Regions from separate parts of the Homo sapiens genome. Here region 1 is linked to region 2. A link is a contact called in ENCODE Hi-C or POLR2A ChIA-PET data. All regions are on one chromosome and are shown on one strand. The core of a region is the stretch at or near the end of the contact, and the rest is flanking DNA. Distances in the headings are between cores, read along the strand shown.

What was found. Hi-C counts contacts between places; a loop is a spot of excess contacts on that map. ChIA-PET counts read pairs that join two places held with the same protein, here RNA polymerase II (POLR2A). Pooled maps may share reads with other maps.
Region 1: a loop to region 2 is called in a map of HepG2, with 5 times the contacts of the local background. The contact joins two enhancer-like sites. A Hi-C loop is called at or near these places in 1 of 168 maps with a recorded cell type or tissue (HepG2) and 1 of 50 pooled maps. POLR2A ChIA-PET finds 5 or more read pairs at or near these places in 3 of 52 experiments (AG04450, OCI-LY7 and WTC11).

The regions. Positions count from the first base shown.
Region 1 is chr16:29,315,182-29,321,253 of GRCh38, forward strand. It overlaps the pseudogene SNX29P2. Among named protein-coding and RNA genes, the nearest start is that of NPIPB11, 88 kb to the right of the region's middle. RefSeq lists an enhancer at 4,415-4,915. Within about 2 kb of position 3,495, at least 9 of the 41 ENCODE cell types and tissues checked have a DNase peak (open chromatin) inside an H3K27ac peak, as active enhancers do.
Region 2 is chr16:29,263,073-29,268,775 of GRCh38, forward strand. No RefSeq gene overlaps it. Among named protein-coding and RNA genes, the nearest start is that of NPIPB11, 140 kb to the right of the region's middle. RefSeq lists a silencer at 2,233-2,395. Within about 2 kb of position 2,759, at least 22 of the 41 ENCODE cell types and tissues checked have a DNase peak (open chromatin) inside an H3K27ac peak, as active enhancers do.

The DNA.
Region 1 (6,072 bases), core at 2,245-4,744, 53 kb after region 2:
ACCAAACCTCCCAGGCCCCAGCTTGAACAGCGGCAGGAATGGAATTGGCCACATCACTGCATCTTACTCTCTGCTGTTGCTTCAGAGCCTGCAGTGATGCCTGTAGCCTCAGCAGTCAGAGGTCTGCGGCTGTCCTCACTCAACCCAGACAGCTCACGAGGGAGAAGATTTTGATTTAAGTTTCTCCTTATTTGTCAGCAGAAAGATTTTCTTTCTTTTTCTGGAGAAAAAAGTCTACATTTTGAAACACACAGTAGGTAAAGTCTCTAAGTACCACCTTCTCAAAATGAGGAAATGAGGTTATTGAAAGAGGGAGAGAGAGAAATTTGCTTTTTGGGGTGTTGGCTTTCTTAGGGTTCCCAAGGATTGGTGGACCCCCCGAATTTGGGCAGCTAACCAAATTTGTGTGTTTTATGCAAAAGTAGCATATCATTGCAACTTGGAAAACCTTGGAACATTTTCCTAAGGAATGTGCTCTCAGGACAGCAGCATTTGCCTGTTTTCTCTATGAAGAGAAATTGGTTTAGTTCTTAGGATTTCTATCCATGGCTTGCTCACGCCTCTGCTTGGACTGTGCATCCAAGCCGGTGACCCCGGATCTGAGGGCTTTTCTAAAGAATGCTGTCTAAGGCCATGCCACCCTGAACACACCCGATCTCATCTGATCTAAAGAATGCTGCTGTGGATGGCCGATCCCCATGAGACCTCCTAGCAGTTACAGAAAGACTGGATTCATTTGCACAAAGTAAAAAGTTATGCTTTCAGAGTTGCCCTGTCAGATGATTGTAGTTCTTTTCAAATCATTCACTCCAAGCGCAGGTGGTGTTTCCTAGCGGGAAGCAGCGGGGGCCACTTCACCCACACCTGTCCCTGTGAGTGCAGGTGTGCGACCTGGCCCCATTGTGTCTTGCAGGGTGCCTCAGGTTCCTGTGGCCACTGGGACAAAGCTCACAGCCTGGCTGGCTTAGAACACAGGCTTGTGTTCTCGTGCAGGTTTGGAGGCCAGATGCCTAGGATGAAGATGTGGGCAGGGCCACGCTGCCTGAGAAGGCCCTTTCCTTCTCCCAGCTTCTGGTGGTGGCCGCATCCCTCCAGTCTCTGCCCGCGTCCCCCATGGCTGTCTTCCCCCCGTGTCTCCCTCTGTGTCCCTCTCCTTACAACGACAGTCACTGGATTTGGAGCTCCCTCTCCTGCAGGATGACCTCATTACAACCTAAGGAATCACATCTGCAGAGACCCTAGTTCCCAGTCAGGTCACATTCTGGGGTCCTGGGCCAGGACATGAGTTTTGTGGGGACACTGTTCAGCCCAGTACACAGGACACGGGTGGTCAAGTGCTGTCTCTTCTCCAAGTTCTCTGTGAGGTGAAATGGTGAGGCTGACCTATATGTGTCCTTAAGGCAGAATGTGGACTCCACGCAGGGGTGGGTGTTTGTCTGTCTGTCTTGGGACATTGAGTGCCTCACGGTGACTGAAAGCTGGGAGGAAGGTGTGGTCAGTGTGGGCTCCAGGCAGAAAAGTGAGCAGAGCCTCCTTCTCAGCAGGTCACCCAGATGCTGTGACCTGGAGGTAGTCCTGCAGGTGGCTGTGAGGGGCTCTCTTGCTAACAGACTGAGGACAGGTGTCTCTCCATCATTTTTTCTCATAAAGGAATGAGTCAGCAGGCTTGAAGAAGGTGGCCGGCTTGGCCTGGAGGCTGCACATGTGAGGTGCACGGGGTGTGGGCTGTGCGTGCTTCCCCCGGGAGGGAGCATGTCAGCTGGCTTCCATCGGGCAGAGGCTTCGAGATGCCTTTTGTTTTTCTAGGCAGCGCTGTCACGTCGAGTCTGTAATTTGAAGAAATCAGTTGTTGGCACTCGGTTTTGTGCTGCCTTCCCTTGCACATGAGAGTGCGTTAGCAGGTGGTGCTCTTCATTCCTTTGTGACTAATAAAGCCACATGCCACCCACCAAGGCACAGGATGACAAGCCCTCCTGGCTCTCTTGTCTCGCTTCCCACAGTGCCTCTCATGGCCCCACAGATGGAGAGCTGGGAATCGGCTTGTGATTTGAACCACCAGAGTCAGTAACGGGGGTTCTGGAAAGTGGGAAGGCAACTAACGGTGTAATGGAGACTCTTTAGCTCTTTGGGGACTGCAGGACAGCTCGCCAGGAAAATAGAGGCGTGCACGGTGGCAGGGATGCTGCCTGGCTGAGCCTGGAAGGCAAGCCCGTCCTGGCCTTGAGGGGCCTCAGTGGGCATAGTGTAGGGATATGGCTGGGGAAAGCAGGGACTGAGGCCAGACAGGGTGTTCTCCTCCCAGGTGACGCCACGCTGTGGGGATCCCATGAGCCTCAGCAGCCGGATGCCGAGCACTTCTGTTCTCCTTGTGTCCTGGGCACTGCTCAGGGGGGAGACTTCTGCCTCGATTGAAGTCCGACTAGGCCTCCCAGAGCAGGGCCTGCGGGTGCCTTGGGCTGAGGGAGCTCAGGACAGCAGAGGCACGTGTGCGGGGCTGTGCGTGTTCTTCCCGTCTCCCTGAGCACCTCTCATGGGTTCCTAGGATCCAGTGAGGGCCGCTGCTTCTCCACCTGGTGGGCCCAGGAAGCTTGCACTTTAAGGCCGGTGTTCACTCCTAACTAGTAATTGGACTTGGACACATCACTTCTCCTTTTTCTGGCTTTTGCCTCAAAACCAAAGTGATGAGAGTAGTGACATTCCTACTTCATGAGGCTTTTTAAAAAAAGTCCATCAAATAACATGAGATCAAATGCTTAAAGTGGAAAATGGCAGTTAAATTCAAGGTGATCTTTTGATCCCATCATGATAGGATTTTTCCCACTCCCTGTTAAGTGCGGCTGCTCAGTGCTGTCAGAAAAGGTAAAGGAATCCGAGCCCCGAGGGCTGCCCAGAAGTGGGCGCTTGCCCCAGCTGCTGTCCAGTAGCATCTGCGGGCAGCACCTGCACCCATCTGTGCATTTTCAGATCCTCGCCCTCCTCACCCGCCGCGCTCTGCGGGCAGCACTTGGGCGGCTGGTCCATTCTCTGGATCTCCTTGGTGGCCGGCAGGGAGCATTCGCCCAGGCTGGGGCCTGGAGCGCAGACGGAAGGAATTAGATAATTTGATGTCTGAGGACAGTGGAAACTCGGTGGCGGGTAACCAGATGAATATATATTTTTTATTTAATAAGTATGAGTCAGGGTTTGAACTGGCAACTTAATTTTTACAAAGTTGAATTTAAATGTGAATGTTTTCACTCATTTCTCTTACCTATACACCTGGGTGTTTTAGATTTATCTTCTTTCCTGTTACTAACCCGTTTTTAAATTTTGTGTGGACTCATTCATCCTTCAAAGTCTATGGAATTTTTCTCCTGGAGTGTGAAGGTCGGAGGGTCACAGGAGGGCGGTTCTGAGGATGTTTCTTTTTATCGACTCGTGCTCCAAAGACGTTTTCCTGCTGGTGGGATGGCTGTTTCTTTCTTGCCTCCCGGTGGCAGCAGCTGGGCTGCTTTGTATCTAAAGTCAGTAGTTGGGCTCTCATGAAACTATTGAAGTGCAGTTTGAAAGCTGGGTTTTCCGGTAACTATGGTGCAACCTCTGGCAGCAGCTGGGCTCTCCTGTAAGGATTTCCTAGTGATTTTAATGGTTAGGTTCCCCCATGACCACAGCCAGCGGCTGGGTTCCTCTGTGAGTCACTAAAGTTGCTCAGCCTGGGGCTTCCTGAGGCGCCCCAGTCACCCAGCCAAGATCTGAGGGTGACTTGGAGTATTTTAGAGATGACCCGAGAATTGGAAGCCAAAGAGCGGCTGCTTCCTGTATGGCTTCTTTATGCATGAGGATGAAAATGTGCTGCCGAAACGACTTTAGGGTGTTCTTCCCTCTCATCCTACAAATCCCACTGTCCTGGCTGGTTTCTTTTTGTCTGTAGCACAGACAGGTTTGTTGTGATTATACAGAGAGTCAAAACGTGTCTCAAGTATCTACTGATAAGAAAGTCAAGAGGCATGTTTCCAAAACCCGAGGGACTTTTGATACCTAATAGAGTACTTAAAAAAACCCAAACACTTCTTTCTCTGTTTTAATTATTTCCACCATTTTAGTCTCAATGGGAACAGATTTTTAGGGTTTGGGCAGTAGAGTCCAAACTTGAGGCTCTTGGTAGTCAAAACAGGACGCTTTTCAGCTTAATCTTTTTATTACTACAATTTTGGATTCCATCCTGTATTTTCCTGTAAATTAGTGAAGTTGCATGAGCCAGCTAGAGAGGCCACTGCATTGAAGAGCCCTTCCCATCATGCCCAGATTCGTCATCGCTACAGGGATGGGGTCCTGTGGCCTAGTGGGAAGTGGCCAGGCATGCAGTGGGGCGCTGGCTCCATCCTGTCACCTGCTCCGCCGTGGCCTTCGGATCCTCAGTTTTCTCCCTGTTGAATACAGGGCATCTCTGGATGCTGCTCAGGGCGTGCTGAGAGCTCTCCGTAGCGCAGGTGGTAGAGACCTGGGGGTCCCAAGACAGTTCTCTGCGTGTGCACGGTGAGCCCCAGGAAGACAATGCACCTGGCTTTGGCCCCACAGTGAGAGTAGGTTGTGCCCACTCGGCTTGTGGTATAGGGACTCCAGGGATGAGGACACAGGCCCTGTCCGTAAGGAGTTTGTGCTCTAGTTGAGAAAGCACGATGGAGAGGCATTGGGAATGACATAAGCAAGCCCCGGACCTGAGCAGCGATGGGAGGGTGTGTTGCAGTCCGTTGTAATCACTATTTACACAGGAGCAGCCACTGTGCACCAGAATGTTCTGGGTGCCTGACATCCATGGGTGGACACAACAAAGGCCCGTGTTTATGAGGGGGACAGTAACAATACATACGTGAATTCTCCAAACTGTGTTTGCGAGGGGAACAGAATAACAATACATAACGTGAATTCTCCAAACTGTGTTTGTGAGGGGGACAGAGTAACAATACATACTTGAATTCTGCAAACTGTGTTTGCCAGGGGAACAGAATAACAATACACACGTGAATTCTCCAAACTGTGTTTGCCAGGGGAACAGAATAACAATACACACGTGAATTCTCCAAACTGTGTTTGCCAGGGGAACAGTAACAATACACACCTGAATTCTCGAAACTGTGTTTGTAAGGGGGACAGAGTAACAATACACACATGAATTCTCCAAATGCCAGAAGGTGGTCAGTGCTCTGACAAAACAAGTGGGAGGAGGGTGGGAGCCCAGGAGGGCGGGAGGGTCAGGTGGTTATCCAGGGGGATGGTGAAGCCAAGACATGAAGGAAGGGAAGGCGGTGGCCGAGCAGGTCTGAGTAGGCGGAGGACCAGCGAGTTCTGATCCAATTGTTGAGGTCCCTGATCTCACCCTCTGGGCATTCAGGACCTTAGGTGCTGCTGCGAGTTCAGGGCAGAGGGAAGTTGGAGCATGGAAGGTCTGGGAATCTTGTGAGCGCCCCAAGTGTGCACCTGGTATGGGCCGACCAAGTCAGAGGGATCAAGAACTTAAGTAAATGGAAAGAGTGTGTCATGACACCTTAGTGAGAATTTATATCTCGTGGGGAGCCCCGCCTGTGGGCCAGCTAAGCACCTTCTGTGCAGTGGGCCTTTCCAGACCCTTGCAGGAAGATGGGGCCGGCCTGGTGGGCTGGGGTGCCTGGGTGAGGCCTCTTCAGTGGGCCCTGACCCTGCAGCCAGGCAGCTCCTGGTGGCTGTCCCAAACAGGCCTCACCCCTTCTCCTTGGATGTGTCCTTCCAGGTCACCTTTTCTATAAATTTGGCATCACAGAATCTGACTGGTACCGAATCAAGCAGAGCATCGACTCCAAGTGCCGCACGGCGTGGCGGCGCAAGCAGTGGGGCCAGAGCCTGGTGGTCAAGAGCTTCTCGTGGAGAATGCCCAACTCATCCTCCTACTGCCCCTCAGGTAGGCCTCGTGCTGCAGGAGAGGCCGCCCTCCCCTGCTCGGGGCAGCTGGCCTGGTGGCACCCTCAGGGGCAGCCAGAGCGTGGCCGGCGGCTCCACCAATGGCCGGGAGCCGAGGCCAGAGGCTTGTGAGGTGCACACGGAGCAGTGGAGCTGCAG
Region 2 (5,703 bases), core at 1,509-4,008:
TTAAGATAAGGGGCTGTGGAGACCAAAGTTCTTATTCTGTAGAAGAAATCTCATAGGGGGCTGCCCTTCGAGGCAATAGATGGCAAATGTCTCCTATTGAGACCTTTGAAATGTGCTAGACGCTAAGCCCATCTCTCCAGCATCAGAAAAAGCCCTGGAAAGGGAAGAGGATTCTCTACAGAATGTGGATTTTCCCCACAAGAGACAGCTTTGCGGGGCCGTTTAAAATTATGTCAAACACTCTATTCCTTCCAGGACCTGCTCCCTGTCATGTGATGTTATACTAGACTCGGGTTGGAATTTGGTGTCTTATTGCTACAAACAGCCTGTGCTGTCAGTCTTAAACTCTCGGTTTTAATGTGAGTGCTGGTCAGCTGGGCCTGAATTCCATAGGGAGGGGGGTATAAAGAGACGTGTCCGACCCCCACTTCCCATCACAGCCTGAACTTGTTTTTTAGGTTTACTTTGGAATCCTCTTGGCTGAGAAGAGGGTTCCATTCAGTTGGTTGGGGAGCTTAGAGTTTTATTTTTGGGCTGGGCACGGTATCTCACGCCTGTAATCCCAGCACTTTGGGAGGCCGAGGCAGGTGGATCACCTGAGGTCAGGAGTTCAAGACCAGCCTGGCCAGCGTGGCAAAACCCCATCTCTACTAAAAATACAAAAATTAGCCAGGCGTGGTGGTGGGTGCCTGTAAGCTCAGCTACTCGGGAGGCTGAGGCAAGAGAATCGCTTGAACCTGGGAGGCGGAGGTTGCTGTGAGCCGAGCTAGTGCCACTGTAGACACAGCGAGACTCTGTCTCAAAAAAAAAAAAAATTATTTTTGGTTCACAGACTTAAAAGAATCAGTGCTCTGCCAAGCAAGCCAGCATCCCTCTAATTTTTTCTTAATTAATAAACTATTTTTAAGAGCAGCTTTAGGTTTCAGAAAATAGAACAGATAACAATTACCATATCCCTTCTCTCCATCCTCCCTTGCCCTCCAGTTCCACTACTGAGAACATTCTGTGGGTGCTGACAGATGAATCATGGCACACGATCCCCATTACAGTATCACAGAGCAGCTTCCTGGGCCCCTAAATCCTCCATGCTCCTGCCACGCACCCTCCCTGCCCTCCTTGCTCCTGCCATGCACCCTCCCTGCCCTCCGTGCTCCTGCCACTCACCCTCCCTGCCCTCTGTGCTCCTGCCACTCACCCTCCCTGCCCTCCGTGCTCCTGCCATGCACCCTCCCTGCCCTCCTTGCTCCTGCCACTCACCCTTCCTGCACTCTGTGCTCCTGCCAGTCACCCTCTGCCCAGCCCCGGCAGCTGCTGATCTTTCTTGTTTTCATGGTTTTGCCTTTTCCTGAATGTCATGGAGTTGGAATCACACAGTATCCAGCCTTTTCCAATGGGCTTCTTCACCTAGCAGCATCTAAGATTCCTCCCTGCCTTTTCACAGCCTGGCAGTTCCTTTCTTTTTAGCACTGAAAAATATTCCATTGTCTGGAGGGACCCCAGCTTATCCGTTCACCTATGAAGGTATCTTGGTTTCTCCTAAGTTTCTGGAGATGATGAAATCCACCCTCTAATTTTCACCTGTTTCTCTGTGCTCCGCCCCTCCCAACTGGGAGCTCTGACAGGGAGGGGGATGCCCACGCTGCCATGTGGCCCGCAGCACCCACTCACCCTGTGTCTGCTGAACTGCATGGTAGGGAACAGAAGGGAGGCTGGAAGTTCCCCGTGGGAAGGGAGAGAGGAATGAGCCCTTTTGTCCCTCTGTCGGGTGGAGAGCCGCACAAGTGACACACAGGGGTCCCTCCCTGATGCTGCTGGGAAGGAGGCAGGAGGAAGGGATGTCCCAAAGTGGGGCGCACAGACCCTAGATAGATAGACCCTAGATAGACCCTAAATAGACCCTAGATAGACCCTAAATAGATAGATCCTAGATACATAGACCCCAGATAGACTCTAGATAGACCCGAGGTAGACTGCCCGGGTCTGTCCAGGCCAACTTGAGGGCTTCCCTTAGGAGGCAACTGTCCAGGTCCTCTCTGGGTTGGAGACTGGGGTTTGCCAATCACCACTTAATTTAAACTCTTTAAAATGTATATATCTGAGAACATTCAGGACCAGAAGGCAGTGAAGTTGATAGCTTCCTATCAACCCTCTTAAAACCATGGAGATCCCAGCCTTCTCTGCAGGGAAGGGGGCAGAGCCCGGAGCCTGACCCTGGGGCAGCCATGCCCTGTGATAATCCACCAGAGCCCAGGAGCCCACTGTCCTTGTTGAGAAGAGCAGGCGCCTCTGCTTTGTAGTGGAATCACTGCATACAGAACATGCTTCTGAAAGTTCCTGCCCCTCAGCCCTGTGGAGATCCGGCCTCCCTCCCTCCATGGCCTTGGCTGTCTGCCCGGCTTCAGGAGATACAGTCCAGCCTCCTTGGTGACTGTGTGAGGCTGGGTGAGTCACTGCCCCCTTTCTGACCTTGTCTGATTCATGGTAAAACGGGCTATGAGTAACTGGTTTAATCTTGCACATGAACTGGGATTGACTGGTAATGGCTGTCTGGAGTCTGGGTCTAGCTCTGTGTAGATTAGACATGTCTGCCATGGTGCGGGTGAGGGAGGTGGGGTTGTGCCGAAGTCTCTGCCATCGGCTATTCTCTGGGGTTTTTCTACTGGTCCTACTCGTTTTTGTTCATTTTACAATCCAGAGTTGTGAGTTGGGTAGATCAGCTGGGAAAAAATGGAAAAGTAGTTGTTTTAATTATTTCCCCTTTATGTGGTTAAAAAGAAGATGAAGAAGATTCTTTAAGTTCTAGCATTGACTGTTGAAAGCCACTTGTATAAAAGGTGCCAAGAACTACAGGATTCTTTCATCTACTGCTTTGCTTCAGGTGAGACTTGGAATATGATGGGATCAGGAATGGGTCTGAGTGCGAATTTTCATGATGGTCTCTTTTTTTTTTTTTTTTTGAGACGGAGTCTCGCTCTGTCACCAGGCTGGGGTGCAGTGGCATGATCTCGGCTCACTGCAAGCTCCGCCTCCCAGGTTCACGCCATTCTCCTGCCTCAGCCTCCCGAGTAGCTGGGACTACAGGCACTTGCCACCACGCCCAGCTTATTTTTTTTTTGTATATACATATATATATATATTTTTTTTTTTAGTAGAGACAGGGTTTCACCGTGTTAGCCAGGATGGTCTCAATCTCCTGACCTCGTGATCCACCCGCCTCGGCCTCCCAAAGTGCTAGGATTACAGGTGTGAGCCACCATGCCTGGCTAACAATCACTGTGGTCTCTTAATGACAGTGTTATCTTGCATGCCCAGAAATTTACATTATTTCCAGCTTGAAATTGCCCAGCTAGGTAGGTATTACAATCTGATGGTGGAAAAGCTCAGGCAGACCTGCCCAGGCCCCATTGGCGGTGGAGGGGCTGCTGCTCTGGCCTGTGCTCGGGGCCATCGATCCTCCTGCCCAGAGAAGAGCCAAACACCCATGCCCATTGGTGACTGACCCTGAGCCGGCGATGCTGGCTGCCTATGATGATTTAAGGGGGTGATTCTCAAAGCCTGCTCTGTCCTGCCAGCCCCAATCAGCAGTGGGAGGTGCTCCCGGTCATTTCTGGAGGTCAGGATGTGTCTTCTCACACGGGTTTCTTTCACTTAGCCACAGTGTGGCCTGACCTTCAGAAGTGAGTCACTTGAGGAGGAGTGGGAGGAAGTCCAGTCATTCCTCTAATAATCGTGTGATGGGGGAAGAGAGAGAGATTTGGAGGGAGGGAAGGAGAGAGGCAGAGAAAGAGCATGTTGGGAGAGAGGCCACAGCTAGCAGCTGACAGTTGCCCAGGGCTGCGTGGGGAGGCTGACCTTTCTGTATGGGATCGGTCACGGGCATGCTGACCGCCTGGCCTCAACACTGTGCCCACCAGGTGCAAGAATTGAAAAGGGAATGTACTAATATGCAGAACGTGGGGTCCACAGAGACGCAGATGCATCAACCAGAGAGCGAGAGAAGCGTCTCTGGAGCTGGGATAGGCCACTGTGTAAGATGCAAGGCTGGAGAGTGGGTATCTGCCAACCCCAGAGCCCTCAACATAGGGGAAATTAACCGCTCCAGGCGGAAGGCAACTTAGGGACGTTTTTGGAGACAGGCACATCACCACTGTCACCTGCAGCCACGGGCAACCGTGAGTTGGTTTGAAGGATGGTTGAAAAGAAAAGCCCCTTGTGCTGGAAAAGTCCTTCCCAGCCCACTTCCCCACCCCTGCTGACGCCAGGGACCCTCAGTGTGCCCCAGGCCGCACCGCCAGCCCTCTCTCAGTGGGGGTAAGAGACACACAAGCTGCCTGCCACCGAGGCCCACCCCAGGGGCTGGGCAGAAACCCCATCTTCCTGCAGGCCCTGGCTGCCAGGAGGGCCACCCACACCATGTCAGACGCTGCCTGGCAGGGCTCTGCCATTGTCCCTGCTTGGTCACGGAGCAGCATGGGTTAAAAGTGCTATTGTTAGGCCAGGCGCAGTGGCTCACGCCTGTAATCCCAGGACTTGGGAGGCTGAGGCGGGCAGATCACTTGAGGTCAGGAGTTTGAGACCAGCCTGAGCAACATGACAAAACCCTGTCTCTACTAAAATTAGCTAAGCGTCATGGCACGCACCTGTAATCCCAGCTACCCAGGAGGTTGAGGCAGGTGAATTGCTTGAACTCGGGAGGTGGAGGTTGCAGTGAGCCAAGATCACGCCACTGCACTCTAGCCTGGGCGGCAGGGTGAGACTCCCTCTAAAAAAAAAAAAAAAGCCCTATTGTCACATGAAAAGTTTATTTGTTGGGGACCTGTAAGGCTCAAGAGAATGAACCCAGACTTGGTGGCAGCTCTGTTGGTGGCTGAGCTCTAGGGACAGTGCCCTCACTGGGGTGGGCTCAGGTGTCACCAGGGCCCAGGCGACAACTGGGGAGCCAGCACTGAACCAGACACGGTGGTTGTCCCTCCCTTGCACTCATGACAGGCTCAGGGTCCTGGCAGGCACTTGCAGAGCCCACTGGCAGGGAGTGTTGACATCTGGTCCCCAGCCATCCCGATCACACCACTGATGTCATCACCTTGTACCCCTGGGATGCTCCATGGCCTCTCCACCATGCACACTGGAACATGGGGAGAAGGATGCCGTGTCTGAGGTGGTATGAGATGACAAGGAGCATGCTTGGGGCCGGTGGAACAACGTGCTCCCAGCTGCCCCTGCCCTTCAGGGTGAGGGACCTGCTCCAGCAAGTTCAGGGCCCCGTGGAGACTCAGCCTGGAGAGGAGAGGCTCAAGGGCTCCTCCCGGAGTTCTGGGAATGTGTGGGAGTTGGAGGCACCCTGCGGCTAGAAGGCACTGTTTCCCGCTGCTGTGCAGACAGGACGGGAGGAAGGGGGTTCATGCCGTACCCAGGGGATTTGGCGAGACAGTTAAAGGCTGAGCAAGGAGCTCATGAGGCTTTGGTGGGGCTGGCATGGGTCCCCCAACCCTGGAAGTCGCAGAGAGCACCACCTGCAGGTGGCCCAAGCCATCCTTCAGGAAAGGCACTCAGAGCCCGGCACTCTGCAACCGGCTCTAGTGGTCAAGGGTGAGGAGCCTGGAGCCCCACGCTGGGCCCGAAGGTTCAAGGGCTTCTCATCAGCGGCTTCTCATCCGTCTCACCCTGGTCTGCGGCTTCTTCTCTAAATGCATTTTCAAAATT